2 separate regions of the Homo sapiens genome follow, and region 1 is linked to region 2. A link is a contact called in ENCODE Hi-C data. All regions are on one chromosome and are shown on one strand. The core of a region is the stretch at or near the end of the contact, and the rest is flanking DNA. Distances in the headings are between cores, read along the strand shown.

Region 1 (3,526 bases), core at 966-3,465, 760 kb before region 2:
GATCGCACCATTGCACTCCAGCCTGGGCGACAGAACGAGACTTGGTCTCAAAAAAAAAAAAAAAAAAAAAAAAGTAATGTTTTTAATTGATTTGATTGCTTTACAGGTGGAGCATTTTATACCCCTGAAACTATTGATACAGCTAGACTTCACTATCGGAATTCCTGGGCCCCAATTCTCCATGCGGTGGCACTTTGGTTAAATAGCACAGGATTTACGTGCTCAGAGTCTACAGAAGCAGCAGCAATATCTGGTTTACAAAAACGTTCTACATCTGTCAATTTAAACCAGGCATCAGGAGCAGTGGGTAGTGCTAAATCTTTGCCAGAAATTAACAAAGACAGAATGCATCTGATTTTAGGTAGGTCTGTCATATTAATATATTTCAAGATTATCACTTCTGAAAATTCATATCTTTCATTTTAAAGCTATGGAAAGATTTTGTACAGTATAGCACAGTTCAGAGAAGGAAAAGTGAAAGGATTTTTCACCTCACCTTATAAATTGTTAATTGAATTTTTAACCTAGAAATTAAATTATTAAAAACTACTGAAACTACTTAACTGTCATGCTCATTCACACAGCAATATCGAACAATTTTCAGTAAAAAAACGTAATATGTTTTTTATTCAACAACAGGTTTTCTTTTTACTTGGCACTTAACCAATTATCCCATTAAGAAAAAAATGTTTAAGAAGATTTCAGTGAATCCTAATGTAAAATTGCTTTATAAATGCTTTTTTGTTTCTTGTTTTTTTGTTTTTTGTTTGAGACAGAGTTTCACTCTTGTTGCCCAGGCTGGAGTGCAGTGGCGCAATCTCGGTTCACCGCAACCTCCGCCTCCTGGGTTCAAGCGATTCTCCTGCCTCAGCCTCCCAAGTAGCTGGGATTATGGGCATGCGCCACCACGCCCGGGTAATTTTGTATTTTTAGTAGAGGTGGGGTTTCTCCATGTTGGTCAGGCTGGTCTCGAACTCCTGACCTCAGGTGATCCACCCACCTCGGCTGGGTGCTGAGATTACAGGTATGAGCCACTGCACCCAGCTATAGATGCTTTTTTAACATTTAAGAATTTATACATGGTAATGAAGCTTTTAGTGATCTTATGTTTTCTGGGAGTGAAAAGGAACACAATAAGGTGTAATTATCGGATTCATCAGTAGATCTGGTAAGTGAAAATGTGAAAAACTTCCAAAACAATGACTTTACCCCTATGTAAATTAAAAGCAGTTGTTTACTATGATACCCATTGTGCCTCTATAACTTGCCATTTAAAAACTTTGTATGCATGAAAAATTATTTGGCTACCATTTAATGAAAAACAATTTTATAATGTTTGTAAATTTATTTTCTTAATGTATTATTTTAAAAGTCCTAGAAATAAAAACTTAATATCTTCATAATCAACCTGATGGCATGGGAATTCCTTCTTTCACACATAGCTAATTTGAATATTAACCTAATTGCAAAACTACAACCTTATGTTGAGTTTGGCTGTTTAACTTGGAAACCATTTTGAAGTCTACTTTAAGGTATTAATAAATACATGTTAAGGTAATCTGTAAAAACATAAATAGAGAAGAAATATGGGATCAAACAACATAAAGTGTTTTATAAGTGAAAAAACATGTTTTTATTTTGTGCATTTCAGGTGTGAGTATACAGTTTCTTTGTTCCCCTAGACCTGAGGAGCCCATTGAACATGTTACAGCATGCCTGCAGGCCTTACATACCTTGCTAGACTCCCCTTATGCTCGAGTCCATATTGCAGAAGATCAGGTACAGTGTATTGCTATGATAGATACTTGTGTGGTTTTTTTTTGAGTATTGCTTTACAATGGAAAAAAGGATGGATTTTTTTTCTGTATTGGATCCTATTTTAACATGATATGAATACACTGACTCCCTGTATTTATTCACCCAGTTACTTTTACTCTGTGCCTGGTCTGCCTCAAACGTGGTTTGAGGTTATAGATAGTGAAAGCAGTTTCACTGTGCCTGAATTAGGAGATAGGTACAGTGTGGTAAGTGCTATTTTAGTGCATGTAAAGCTGCAATTAGAATAGAGAGGAGGAGCCCGATGTTGTGATAGGAAAGCAAAGGATGGTTTCTCAGAGTGGGCAATGGTTGAATCAAATCTTCAAGAGGAATTAGTGAGGCAACACATGCGGGACGGGTTTTCCTCTCAGAAAGAATAGCAAATACGAACACTAGGAGGCATGAGAGAACACGGCAAGTTCAAGGGCATAGCCATTTACTATGGCCGATATGAATGGAACATGAGGTTGTTAGATGAGGCTGGACAACAAGGTGAAGACCAAATCATGAAGGTTTCTTGATGACATGTAAAAGAGTTTGAACCCTATCCTGAAAGTGATAGGGAATCATTAAAAATGTTTAAGTAGAGGAATGATGTAACTAACTTTATATTTCAGAAGGATCATTCTGTCAGCCCGTAGAGGTAGGTTGGTTTGTAAGAGATGGGAAGGGAGACAGGGAGGCCAGTTCTGAGGCTTTTTTCATAATTCCAGAGAAATGATAACACTAGCCTAGGAAGGCTGAATAAAGGAAGAAGAAAGAGGACCAAGATTGGAAGCTTGAGGATAAATAGCATTTAAAAATTGAGAAGAAGGAAATAAATCAACAGTGGAAACTGCTAGAGAAGTTTCAGGAGAACCAAAAGAGAACAGAGTTATCAAAGACAAGGGAGGAGTTTCAAGAAGGGTAGACAGAGTCTCAAAAGAAAGAATCGAGTAAATAAGCACAGAAATGAGTCTAGAGGAGGCTATTGGTGACCTCCCGCAGAGGATTGTTTGAGGTGACCAGTAGCCAGATAGTAGAAGATTGAGGAGTGAATAAGAGAGTAAAGGAAGTGGAAGCATCTAGGCTGGGAAAGGAAGGAGCCAGATACATAGAGGAGGACATAGGGTAGATAAAAGGATCTGGAGGCTTTGGGAATAGTGCAGGGGGGACATGTGATAAGAAAGACTTGAGCATTGTCATTATACTGACAAGAGTAGCCTAACTAGAGAGAGAAGTTGAAAACATACGAGATATGATCAGAGTCCTTGAAGAATCCCTAGGAAGTCAAATAGGTTAGGATAGGAGCACATAAGGAAAGATTAACCTCAGATTAAGCCTCACATAAGAGGCTGAACACATGATCTTAAGGAAAGAGGTAAAGGTGGCTTTGGTTGCAGTTAAGTCTTTTCCCCCTCTTTGAAATTTCATTTAGGTTCATTGGATGGATTTGGTATGGAAGATTGTGAGTAAGAAGCTTAAAGTGGGTGGCAAAAGTTTGTAGTAGTTGCTGAAGTGAATAGAAGAGGAACTCACCAGAGATTTCTACAATCTGTGGTAGGCAGAGGTTGTAGAAATTCTTGGATATTCAGCTCAGGTTAGAAATTATAAATTTTAGCAGCACTGGACTCTACAATACTATTTAGCTCAATTATTTCCTTCCAATAGGAGAATGATCATCTCTGAATATAAAGCACATTTAAATATGTAAATAATAAATCATTTG
Region 2 (3,879 bases), core at 310-2,809:
CATGCCCTCCTAAATTTGGAGAGATCCTCACTCCATTTTGGAAGCATTCCCTTCTGAAATTGTCATGTATTGACTCTTCACTATCTCTCCCGGTAGACGTGGTAAGCTGCTTGAAGACTACATCCTATTTGTCTTTGCGTTAGCAGCAATGATCACAGAGTGTAGGACATAATAGGTACACAATAATGGTTTAATGCATGAATAAATAGTTATCAGGAGCCCCTGCACCAGTCTTACAATCCCAGCCCTGGTATTTCATATATTGGTGTAAAATCCTAGTTACCCAAATGCTTCTGAAATTGCTTGTTTCTTCCTAACCCATGATAAGATCACTCAGTTCTTTACTGATAGATGACTTCCCAATTTCCATTAGGATTTTCTCTGAAATGCATCTTGCTTGCTGGGGCACTGCTAACTTCCCAGGCCTTGCAGGCCTATTATCCAGAGACTAAACCTTGCTCCCACAGAGACCTCCATCACTAGCCTGAACTCTCTGGGGTTAAATAACCCTTCAGATTATGTTCCAGGGTTATTAGCGATACGAGAGTCTAAGCAAGTACTCTTCATTTATTTTCCTCCAATCCTGCCTACATTTATCTAACAAATTGAAAATATTATTCTTTCCTTTTGCTTATTGTACCTCTGGAAAATCTGCCAGGAAGAATTTAATAGACATTAGACTGGGGTTCATCCTTTAACAGCATAATATTTATTTCTTCACCTGAAGGTTAAGAGGGTTTAATCTTCAGAAAGAACTATTAGTTTCTACCTCCTGCAGTACAGTTGGGAAGAGGTTTCAATTCTAATCTGGGAAAGTTAAATGATGGGAATGGGTGCTGGTCATATTTCTTTAAGGATGGGCTAAGGGACTCGTACCCAGAAAAAAAAGTCTCATAAAAGTAGGTTAGAGTTCCAAGTGTTCTAGCTCTTTCAACATATGTCATGCTGCTGCCTGGGCACATATTCTTCTGATATCAAAACTGATAGTAATGTCAAAGATACAATGTGTTTTTGTGGAGGAGAACAGTGAGTGAAGTTTGGGTAACAGGTGTAGGGATTCAAGTCAGAGGAATAAGAGAATGCCACTTATGCCTCTTAAGCTGTAGCCCAAGCTTAGTAATAATCTCCTTTGAGTGTGTGTGTGTGTGTGTGTGTGTGTGTGTGTGTGTGTATCCATAATTTGAACAGTCCCAGGGTGTGCTGTGGCTTTATTGGGGAACCAGAAATGCCGAGCCCTTTTCTTGAGGTTAAGAGCTGCTGCAGAGCTGTTGGCCTCAGATAATGTTCTGATCTGGGAGACAGAGAGGACCTTCTGCTTTCACACCCAGGATCTCATTTAGAGAGTAATGTTCAGTTTCACCCCAACAATGTGCTCATTGCTGCGATTTCCAGCACTATTAATATTAAGGAACTTGTGTTTGGGGGTGGGGTTGGGGAGGGAGGAAAATAATTGGCAGGCTGAATATGCTGATCTTTTCACACACTCCTCTTTTGCTTCCTCTCTGCGGCTGCAGTTGGGTTTGCTTGCTGTCTCCACCGAGCTGACGTGTGATGTCTGCAGCGCGAGTCAAAGCCACCTCGCAAAGGCAGCCGTGTTCCCTGCCTTGACATCTCATCCCTCGTCCTTACTCAGATCTCGTCAGCCTACACGGTCTGCTCCTCCAACAGCTAATAGCGAAATGACTGCGGGGAAGGCAATGACAGCAATCGCTGTTCAGCATTTATTTTACCTTTGATTTTTTGCTGCACATAAAATTCCAGGCCTGAGCTGCGGGGCAGACATAGAGGAGAGTGCGGGGGCTTGGAAGAAGGTGGGACTCTGAAATCTGCCCCTCCTCCCCCTTCAGTACAACGTAATGTGAGCTGAGTGGTCTCTGGCAATGATTTAATGCCTCCTTTGGACATTTGCCGGTTAACATAGCAAGATTGACAGTGTGCATCGTGAGTTGTATGTAGCTACCAAGGCTCAGAGGCTGTATATTTCCCTATCCTGCATGTCATTCCTGAGACCTTTTATAAATTCAGAGGCAGGACAGCAAGCTAGGCTCCTACCATCATCTGTGTTCTTGCTTCTTTATTGTTCTCAGTACCAAATGATATTCCACAGCACCTGCTCATACTGCTTAGTGCCATATAAGGAGAACCAGGTAGGAACACATGCTGCCCTGCCCTCCAGGAGCTTGCAGTTTAAGGCAAATACCCAGACAGAGACAAATGTTATTTCTGAATCTTTTTCCTCTCTGTTACTTGGCAAACAGCTAGTGATATGGTTTGGCTCTGTGTCCCCACCCAAATCTCGTCTTGACTTGTAGCTCCCATAATTCCCTTGTGTTATGGGAGGGACTTGGTGGGAGATGATTGAATCATGGGGGCAGTTTCCCCCATACTGTTCTCATGGTAGTGAATAAGTCTCACGAGATCTGATGGTTTTATAAGGGGTTTCCCTTTTCTCTTTGCTCTCATTCTGTCTTGTCTGCTGCCATGTAAGATGTGCCTTTTGCTTTCCACTATGATTGTGAGGCCTCCCCAGCCACATGGAACTATGAGTCCATGAAACCTCCTCTTCTTCATAAATTACCCAGTGTCAGGTATGTATGTATTAGCAATGTGAAGATGGACTAATACAGCTAGCCATAGTGGACATATTACACAAACTTCATACTCAAGAGCTTCATCCCAGTCCTGTCTTGGTCATTTAATAGCTTTGTGACTTTGGGCAACTCATTTAACTCTTTCGAGTCCCAACTTCCTTATCTGTAAAGCTGTACAACAATGAAGCCTATGTCCTGGTGTTGCTGCGAGATTAGACATAGTGTTTAAAAACCAAGCTGGCCTACAGGAAGAGTTTAATTTCTGGTAGTTGACATTTTGGAGAGTGAATCTAATGATAAGTGCATGGGCATCGTCACATTTCCCGTGATGTGTATGGATGGATTTGGAGCTCTGAATAAGTACAAAGGAATTGTTTTTGAAACGTGTCACTTCACATTGCCAGTTCTCTCTTCCTCCTCATCTGTATTTTTTCCTGTTATTGAACCAATTCATGGAGCTAGCATGGAATTTCTATTAACTTACTCCACATAGATATGACGCTATCTGGATAGGTTAGCCTGAACATAATTTCTCAATTAACTAAATTCTGCTTCTAAGCGATTTACAGCATAGTGGTCTTTTCATTCATTCCCTTCAACTTGGGGTAGTAATGGATGCAGTTATTGCATTGAGCACTCACGGAGAGTGGTCTACATGGATACCATTTTTCTTTTAACAAATAATTTGCCTTTAAATATAATGTTCTATGGTGCGGTTATGTATGTAATAATTTGTTGATAATTTTTTATTCATATATACTAGGATCATCCATTATAATCTAATTGAAAAACACTGTTACAGAGCAAATGACAATTACGTTTGATCCTTTTGTTTAACCAGTTAGTATAAGCATAGCTTATACTGGATATAGTTCACATGGAATGATTGATAGGTGAGGTGAGATTATTTTATATCAAATCTTGTAACCAATCTTGTAACTCCACAGGCCAATTTTCTATTACAGGCTTGGGTAGACGCTCCTGCAATTTTTTTCTGAGAAGAAAATGATCCTGTTAATGTAGTCTTTTTGTTCTTGCCTTTAGACAATCATCTAACAGTTTTTTATACTCATATAGCTCTTTGTATTTTTCAAAGTCCTTTCTCTTGAATTCCGTGATATGGATCCCATTTCTGGTTTCCATCTCCTTACCACCATATATAAAGATAAATGCCAACTGCCCAACGACGTGAGGGAAAAGTGGGGATAATTCTTTGGAATGTTAAGCATTATTCCTTCAGGGCTTGACAATCCAGCATACTGTGAAAGCATAGGGCCATTTTTGGAAG

The links. A loop is a pair of places that touch in the nucleus more often than their neighbours do. Pooled maps may share reads with other maps.
Region 1: a pooled map shows a loop between it and region 2 (6-fold over the local background). The contact joins two enhancer-like sites. A Hi-C loop is called at or near these places in 2 of 37 single-sample maps with no recorded cell type and 3 of 50 pooled maps.

The regions. Positions count from the first base shown.
Region 1 is chr2:37,003,885-37,007,410 of GRCh38, reverse strand. It overlaps HEATR5B (HEAT repeat containing 5B), which reads left to right. Exons shown (of 36, transcript NM_019024.3): 29 at 107-361; 30 at 1,652-1,779. Among named protein-coding and RNA genes, the nearest start is that of STRN, 39 kb to the right of the region's middle. Within about 2 kb of position 2,215, at least 2 of the 41 ENCODE cell types and tissues checked have a DNase peak (open chromatin) inside an H3K27ac peak, as active enhancers do.
Region 2 is chr2:36,238,316-36,242,194 of GRCh38, reverse strand. No RefSeq gene overlaps it. Among named protein-coding and RNA genes, the nearest start is that of CRIM1-DT, 120 kb to the left of the region's middle. Within about 2 kb of position 1,559, at least 3 of the 41 ENCODE cell types and tissues checked have a DNase peak (open chromatin) inside an H3K27ac peak, as active enhancers do.